Linked DNA regions of Homo sapiens: region 1 is linked to region 2. Evidence: chromatin loops called from intact Hi-C (ENCODE). Cell type or tissue: CD4-positive, alpha-beta T cell. All regions are shown on one strand. Each heading gives the region's core, and the rest is flanking DNA. Links, peaks and the distances in the headings are about the cores only. Region 1 overlaps PTGFRN (prostaglandin F2 receptor inhibitor). Region 2 overlaps CD101 (CD101 molecule).

Evidence for each region. Peaks named below come from ENCODE experiments on the same cell type or tissue, not always from the same donor. Only the 100,000 strongest peaks of a DNase experiment are listed, where the experiment ranks them.
Region 1: a loop joins it to region 2, with 7 times the contacts of the local background. A loop is called at or near these places in 2 of 110 quality-filtered maps.

What each region holds. Positions count from the first base shown.
Region 1 is chr1:116,931,343-116,935,742 of GRCh38, forward strand. The region is part of intron 1 of PTGFRN (prostaglandin F2 receptor inhibitor); the gene reads left to right. Among named protein-coding and RNA genes, the nearest start is that of PTGFRN, 24 kb to the left of the region's middle. In CD4-positive, alpha-beta T cell, for the core only: a CTCF peak has its summit at 3,713; DNase peaks (open chromatin) are centred at 2,449 and 3,729; H3K27ac peaks cover 404 bases.
Region 2 is chr1:117,005,552-117,009,951 of GRCh38, forward strand. It overlaps CD101 (CD101 molecule), which reads left to right. Exons shown (of 10, transcript NM_001256106.3): 2 at 4,299-4,400. Among named protein-coding and RNA genes, the nearest start is that of CD101, 6.0 kb to the left of the region's middle. In CD4-positive, alpha-beta T cell, for the core only: no CTCF peak of the experiment used is centred there; DNase peaks (open chromatin) are centred at 1,470, 1,810 and 3,780.

The DNA of each region.
Region 1 (4,400 bases), core at 293-4,292, 74 kb before region 2:
CGTGCCTTAAAAGAAGATCCACAAGCTGACTAACCTTTCACTCTCACTTATCACCTAGCACAGGGACTTTTTGCTCAGTAGCTGTGTGTTGAATGAGTTATCTTATCTTACATTTGTCTAGTGTATCTCAGTGAGGTCTTAGCTGAACTTTTTCTTTTTTTTTTTTTTTAATGATTATAAGCACTGTTCTAGTAGAACCTTATTTGCTTCTGGATGGGGTTTTGAAGTTCTGCCATATGTGACTTCATTACACATTCTCTGCTGTCTATAGCTTGTTTAATGTGCCTTGCTGCATTTTCATGACTTAGGGACTGTCTAGATGAAAGTTGGCATGATCCTTTCCTGTCAGACCTCTCAGTGGCAGACTTGAGGAGACAAAGGTTTTTCATTTGTTGAGTCAGGTACTCCAATAAAGGCACTATAAGGTTTTATAAGTTTGACTTTCTGTGCATTCATTTCTAGCTCATATGTGGACTGGGAACTCCATGTGGCAATCCATAGGCCCCGAGTCTCTCCTAAAAGCCTTGTAAGGACTCGGGAAGTGGGAATTAGGCACCCATTTACAAGGCATGCTGAAAACCATAACCTCTTTAGTTTCAGCATTTCAACTCACCTGTACCACTGGATTCAATAACTGCTGATACTTATCTTACAAATGGTTCAGATTGGAAAGTCAGATTGTTTGCTTCTAGGCAGCTCAGTGAAATAATAAAATTTGAGCAGAAATAGAAACAATTGCAAGAATTTTTAGCAAATATGCTATACTCTGCAGGTCTTGATTTAGAATAATGTTGATGATAACCTGAGAAATAAAATCCATTTCCCATGGATATCAGAAGGAGGTGGAAAAGCATAGATAAATGAAGTGTAGTCTTCATTGCCTTGTCTTTCTTAATGATTCCTCATGGTTGGCAATAGCACTTATTTAAATAAACATTGCAGGAGTAGTTGTTTACTTTGAAGAACTTGCCTTTTTCTACCTGTCCCCATCGATTCCACCTGATAGAAGAAAGTCGAAGGCATTTAATTACTTTCTTGAGTATTCCAGAGGTAGGGAAATGGTAATCGGGAAACAATTAACTCTTGGTTGTTAATTTTCTACTGCTGAGAAGTCAGAGCAGAGGACTTCTAAAAGTCCCTCCTGTATGATTTTGGAATAAAGTTCTCTGCACCATTTTTGAGTATAAATATGCGTGGTGTTAAAGTTGGTATCACTTAAAATAACAAAGGTAGTACATCAGAAAAATTTTTGAAGAAATTTTTAACAATCCAGTTTCTTCTATTCTCTCATCTGTCTACTTCACATTGAAAATATATAATATTTCTTCTTTCAGTGACTCATTTCTGTGTTACTTTGCTGCCTATCTTGGTTCCATTGCCCATGGAGAATATGAAATATAGGGAATTTTAAGCTGTTTCTTTTTCCTACTCAGATTAAAGACAAAAAATCAACAGAGGATGATAATATATAATGCAATTGAAGGCAAACGAAATCCGACCTATCTTTGGCTTATGCTGCACTATCAAGTTTGGGTTTGAGTCCCTCACGTTATAGCTGTTATGACCTTCAGGAGGTTATTCAACTTCTTTGATTCTCAATTTCCTCATATCTGTGATAGGGGTGGTAATAGCTACCTTATGGTTGTCTTCTGTGGATTAAGACAATTTGTGGATAGTGCCTGGCTCAGTCAGTCAGTGCATGCCATGTAAGAAACACTGTACATTATTATTCTTCCTCTTACTCGATTCTAATATTGTTGTGGAGAGAGACTGGGAGACTTGATAGTAAATCAAACTGAATACATCATGAAATAAATACTATGAGAAATGCTTATATGATTTTAGCTGAAATTATGGGGTCTTTGATTAATCAAGTATTTTTTATTCTACCCTCCCCCTCCCCCACCAATTAGCTTGTTATTCAGTCTTTCATTTTTGTGGTTACTCTAGAGATTAGAACACGTATCAGTGATCTGTTAGTGTTTACTAGTGATCCTTTTACCACTTCCAGGATAATGAAAGACCTTACAACATTTAAGCTCCAATGTATTCCACCCCTCCCCTCACTTTTTCTGCTATTGATGTCATATGTTTTAATTATGTATATATTTTGAATTCCAGAAGACATTACTAATATTGTATTTATAGTCAATATTCAGTAGGTTTACCCACATAGTTATTCTTTCTGTTGCTCACTTTGCCTTCTCACATTTCCATGATTTCAACTGGGATTATGTTCCCTCTATTTGAAGAACCCCCTTTAGTACTTATTTTTGGTGCAATTAATTCTTTTTCCCTTGTTGAGAATTGGTTGAAAGCATGTTTATGTTGCCTTCCTATTTGAGGATTTTTTTTCTCTGTATAGAATCCTAGGTTGGTGGTTACTTCCTTTCATCACTTTAAAGATGTCATTCTGTGGTCTTCTCATGAGCATCATTTCCGTTGAAAGTTAGCCATCAGTTGTATTCCTGTTCCTTTCTCTGCCTTTCAGTAGTTTTGCTATGATTTACCTAGGTGTGGTTTTATTTGTATTTATTCTGTTTATGATACATATCTTATCTTGCATCTGTGGCATGATGTCTTTTGTTGGTTTAAGAAAAATCTTAGCCATTATCTCTTCAAAAATTATGCCTAATTCTACTACAGTCTCTCCCTGTCCTTCTGGGCCTCTGTGACACATATGTTTGGCCTTTTTACTGTGTCTCATAGATTCTTGTCTGGCTTTTTTAGTTCTTTTTTATACCCTGGGCTTCAGTTTGGATAACTTTTACTGACTTTTGTTTTATTTTGTTTTGTTTTTGTGATTGTTTTGTTTTTTTTTGAGACAGGGTCTTACTGTGTTGCCCAGGCAGGAGTACAGTGGCACAGTCATGGCTCACTGCAGCCTCCATCTCCTGGGCTCAAGCAGTCCTTCCACCTCAGCCTCCTGAGTAGCTGGAACTACAGATGTGTGCCACCATGCCTGGCTAATTTTTTCTGTTGTTGTTAGAGACAGGGTCTCACTATGTTGCCCAGGCTGATCTTGAACCCCTGGGCTCAAGCAGTCCTCCTGTCTCAGCCTCCCAGTGTGCTGGGATTATAGGCGAGAACCACTGTGCCTGGCTGCTGACTTCTTCTGTGCTGCATCTAATCTGCTGCCAAACCTATTTATTGACCTCTTAATTTCGGATATTGTATTTTTTTTTTTAGTTCTAAAATTTCAATTTGATTGTTTCAATATATTTCAGTTTGGGTGAAATCCTGTTTTCTATTTCTTTAGTAAATTAATTATAGTTAGTTTACAATCTGTGTCTGATAAAACCAATATCTGGATCCCTGGAGGTCTGTTTCTATTGTCTTATTTTTTCTCTTTTGTTTTTGTTTATTTGGTTCTGTCATCTGGAATACCTGGTAAGTTTTAATTGAACACTGAAAAATTGTAGTGGCTTTGTATGATGTCATCTTCTATCTGAGAAGATTTACTTTTTTCCTAACAGGCCAGTAGAGTAAGAGAAGCTCATCTTTATCCAATGAGGAATTGAGATGCTTTGAGACTGTCTTTTAGTCTTGATGAGAGCTAGTTGCTTTTTCCGCTTTGCTCTTATTCCAAGAGCATAGCCCTTCCAGGATTGTAACTGAGAATCTGAGTGTTTACCACCTTCCTTTGTGGACTCAGAATTCTAGTTTTTGTTTCCCCGTATTGTGAAATGGTCAAAAATTTTACTTAACCTTTAGCCCCCTAGTGTTTATTTTCTGCTTAGCTTCTCAGCCACTTACCACCTCCCCATACCCTTCAATGTATCTTTCATGTCAGTTACCTTGAGGGGAAAACAATGTAGTATGTCAAGCTCACTTCTCTGCTGTTGCCTTTTTTTCGTAGGATCTTGCTCCTCAAACTCTGACCTTCTTAGTATCCTTGAACTTCAGTTGTCTTCTTGGCCCCACAAGGTGCTGGAAGCTCTGAGTTACTTACTTCTACTTGCTTTCTAGCCTGCACCACTTAAAAATAGCAAATATCTGAAGAGAAAAGGCAGTGGGTATTGTTGAGTCCACTTCAGTATCTTTCTGTGATCTTGGACCCTTGAGCCTGGCTGCCTTGATTGCTCACCACTGCATTCAGTTAGCTTTTATCTATCTTTTATGGTTTCTGTAGTGGGAGTGAGGGTGGGGGCAGGGGGTGGGGAGTGATCTGATATTAGCTACTCTATGATAGCAAAAAGCAAAAATCTAAAAGTAGAAATCTCAATTATTGGTCTTTTGAAATTTAAACTCTGCTTACCACCCCCAAATATTTGAGTCAACTTCCAATGAAATACACATACATATACGTAAACACTGCATGAAGGTGATAGTTAAAGTGCCCTTATTTTGTCTTGGGTATCAAAGGTACTCTGAGGCTGTGGTAACTGCCCCGAGAGGTA
Region 2 (4,400 bases), core at 119-4,118:
CTGTGTCCTAGTTGCCCTCCATCTAACTCTTCCCTCTGTAAGTTTTGTTCCTTATCCCATCCCCTAAAGAGAGAAATTCCCTAGTAATCTCTCCTTAGTCCTCTTCCTTCTGTTCCCCAATACTTCCCAACACTTGTATGTAACTGACCTAATCTACATCTAACAGTTCAGAACTCTCCCTAGTTACAAACAGACATTTACAGGAGCCAACAAGAAACAATGGGGACAGCCATGGATTTGGCATTTGCAGATCTATTAATATGTTCAAGTCTGGCTCAAATCCTAGGAGTTTTTACATAACTAAATATGGGAATATCACAGGGTTTTTGAAAGGATTCGATTACAAATATTTTCAAAGGGTTAAAGTCTATTTAACCCTTTGAAAATATGTATAATTTATATGTAAATATAAATATCTATATTTAAATATTTCAAAATGTTTGCTGGATATCCTTCCTGTCTATTCCATGGTCTTCAAATTTAGTATTTCTAAAATTAAATGCATTATATTTTCACTCACCCTTATACACACAACAGTAACTCTTCCTAATATCTGTATTTCTAGTCAGAGTATCAATATTCTCCCAGGCAGCCTTATCAAACCTATGATCTTTGATTTCTTCCTACCTCTCATCTCGCCATTTAACCCTGCTACTCCCAAGCATCCAACGCACTGAAAACTACAGATTTTGTCTCCACAGTAGCTCAGTTATAGTACCTTTACTTTTATCCCTATTGCTTTTGTCACCTCTGTCCTGAGCTCCTACAATTACCTGATTGTCTATTTCTAACTTCCATCATTCTGCACACAAACTGTGAGGTTCATTTTCCTAAAACCTCCTAAACACTTTCAGTGGATTCCCCATTGCCAATGAATCAAGTCCAAACTTTTAAATGTGATAGTCAAGTCCTTTCTGCTCTGGACCCAAAAATTGCTGTCCAGTTTTACCTCTTTCTATTAATCTTTATGCAGCCCTCCCCCATCCAGTTGATTACTCTTTAATTTTGAGTAAGTCTTTTGATTCCTACTCAGAGTCTTGCCATGAAATCTCCTTCACCTAAAATGCTCTGTCTCCCCACTTACCTTGTCATAATCTTCCCAATTCTCCAAAATCCATTTCTAATGCCATCTCTTATGCCATCTCCATAAACCTATTTCCCTCCCCTCAAAATGTAGTCCCTCTTCAAAATTTTTGAAGCACTTTTATTATATGTTTTCCATAGAGAGGTGACTACTATCCACTTGATTGGATTATGAAATCCAGAAGTCAGAATCTAGCCTAAATTCATCTTCATATCTTAGTCCCTCAAGCATGAGAAATACTATAAGTGGTTGAATAAATATTTATTGAATTGGCAAATAAAGCAGTAGAAAAAGAAGTGCGTGTTTTCACAATAAAAATTTTCAAACGTGGTACCCATCTTGCTGAAAAGTGATGGGAAACGTTCGAGAAGTGTTGCCTAGCCACCAAAAATAACATTGTTTGTAGAAACATGCCTTGATATATGTGGGTTAGTGGTACCTCAAAAGCCACATTAAGAAAATATTTTTATTGTGAAATACAACATAAGAAAATTTTTATTATTTGTTTAAAATAATTTTAAAATAAATTTAAAATTTGTTAAACAAATTTTCAGTTTAACAAATAAGCACAAAGTAAAATCTGTATAATGTCTACCCAGGTCAAGAAATAGAATATCGCCAAGACCCTAGAAGCACCCACCCAGCCCGCAGTGTGCCCCATCAGATCACAAACACCATGCAATCACTTTCCTGACTTTCATGATAACCACTTCCTAGTTTGCTTTTTTTTTTTTCTTTTTGAGATGGAGTTGCCCGGGCTGGAGTACAGTGACGCAATCTCGGCTCACTGCAACCTCTGCCTCCTGAGTTCAAGCGATTTTCTTGCCTCAGCCTCTGGAATAGCTAGGATTACAGGCACCTTGCCACCATGCCTGGCTAATTTTGTATTTTTAGTAGAGACAGGGTTTCACCATGTTGGCCAGGCTGGTCTTAAACTCCTGCCCTCAAGTGATCTGCCCACCTTGGCCTCCCAAAGAGCTAGGATTACAGGCATGAGCCACCTCGCCTGGTCATTTCCTGCCTTTTTGCTAATGATTTCAGCCCTTTATGTGTGCATCACTAAATAATACAGTGTGGTTTCACCTGTTTTTAAACTTTATAAACAGTACGATCATTCTGTATATAGTCACAAGGATTCAGAAGTGTTTTTGTATCTTGCTTTGAACATAGTCATTCATGTTATTGCAAATAGTTGTAATTGTTGATTTTTGTTTCTATATAACATTCCACTTTATGACTGTACCACAGTTTATCCAGCCTACTGTTGATGGACATATGGGTTGTCTCTTGTTTGAAGCTTTAATGAGCAGTGTAGCTGTGCATATTCTTTCACACATAGCTTGGTGCACACATTTCTCTAAGACGACATTACTGAAAAGTGTCTTAAACTGCCACTGTAGTATAACTTGTTGGTAAGTAATAATTTACATTTTTCTAAGGTGGTCTAACTTGTATTCCTAGATTCTTATTACAAAAAAAGCATGATATAAATATGTCACATTAATTTGGACTTATGAATAAATTAGTGTATTCTAAATTATTATAGAGGCTGAGCGCAGTGGCTCACACCTGTAATTCCAGCACTTTGGGAGGCTGAGGCAAGCAGATCACTTGAGGTCAGGAGTTCGAGACCAGCCTGGCCAACATGGTGAAACCCCGTCTCTACTAAAAATATAAAACTTATCCAGGCGTGGTGGCCCATGCCTGTAATCCTAGCTACTCAGGAGGCTGAGGCAAGAGAATCACTTGAACCTGGGAGGCAGAGGTTGCAGTGAGCCAAGATTGCACCACAACACTCCAGCCTGGGTGACAGAGCAAGACCGTGTCAAAAAAAAAAAAATTATTACTAGAAATGTGTGTGGTTGGCTGACTAGTTGGTTGGGCATTGGTTGGTTTCCCAGTTTTAGACTGAACATACATATATGAAATATATGCACTTGACTGCATCAGGTGACCACTTACCTTTTCTGTGCTTTTGCCCTTTTTTGTAGTTCCCTCCTATCCCTTAGAATTATTTTCATTTCATCCCAGATTCCTATACTCAGCCTTATCATGTTCTCTGTAATGTCCTTTTTCCTTTCCCTCACTTTTTTTTTCCACTCTGGTCTCCTTACTCTTTGTCCCTGTGGAGTCACAAAATGCAGCAGAGGCTCTGCTTCTTACTCATCTTCGTATGAACTCTGTTCGGTTAACTCCATAAGGCCAGCAATCTCTCCCTGTCTGGCCCTTCTGGTGTCTTCCAACCCTGTCTTCCCTTTTACAGTACCCTGGGCCCCTAGTGGAAGAACTGACCACTCTTGTGGCATGTCTTTGTTCTTTCTGCAACACAAAATGAACTAGCCTTTAATATCAATCATAGTAAGTAAAGATATGCTTTTTGATTTCTGAAAAATGCTTGATTTAAAAAATTTGTCAAATGAAATATTACCATTTAATCATGCTTTTTCCTTTAGACCTAATACTTCAGATTTGTTCTAATAGAAAACATTCCCTAGTGGTCCCAATGGAAAACTTTTGGTAAGAAAAAAGCTAAAATAAATTCTAATCCCAGAACCTGCTGGATTTTCTAGCCATCTATTAGGAGGCTTTTCAGTAAAGCTATAGTGGCTCTTTAAGAAATGACAAAACAAAACCAAAAAAACCTCCACAGAATAGAAAGGAAGTGCTGCTGCCTCGTCAGATGCTAATGTTGGCTAGTCTTGCAACAGACCTGGCTAGGAGCTACAGATAGTTCCAACCAACCAGCTAGAAAAATCATGGCACCAAGGGCAGAGCCCTAGACTTTGCGTCTCCAGCAACTACTTCTCTGGGAACTGCCCGATGGCAGGCACCCTGGAATTTGAGACTTGAGGAAGTATATGCCAAATTTTCTCAGAAAATAATGTAAAGTTACCATACATTTATTTGCTTTAAAATAAGTACACTTCGATAAGCAGATGTTTTATAGAAGTGGTCGTGTTACATTGATGAAGCTAAATTTTTTTAAGAGACTGAAGATTACTATGGAAGTTAAAGTTATAAAAGAACAATTAACTCATCAAGCAATTCCACTGCTGCTCAGCCTGAAGAAGATGTTGAACATTTGAGTCAATTATAGCTAATAACTTGCGATCTCATTTACCAGAATTGTAATACAGGGAAATACATAACGTGGTACACTGGGAACTGGAACACTAATCTCTTTTTATTCCCCTTTCTTTCTCCTACTTACAAGCTAAGCTCAGCATTGGCCAGAGAGAAGTAACAGTTCAGAAAGGACCACTGTTTAGAGCTGAAGGTTACCCAGTCAGCATTGGCTGCAATGTAACTGGCCACC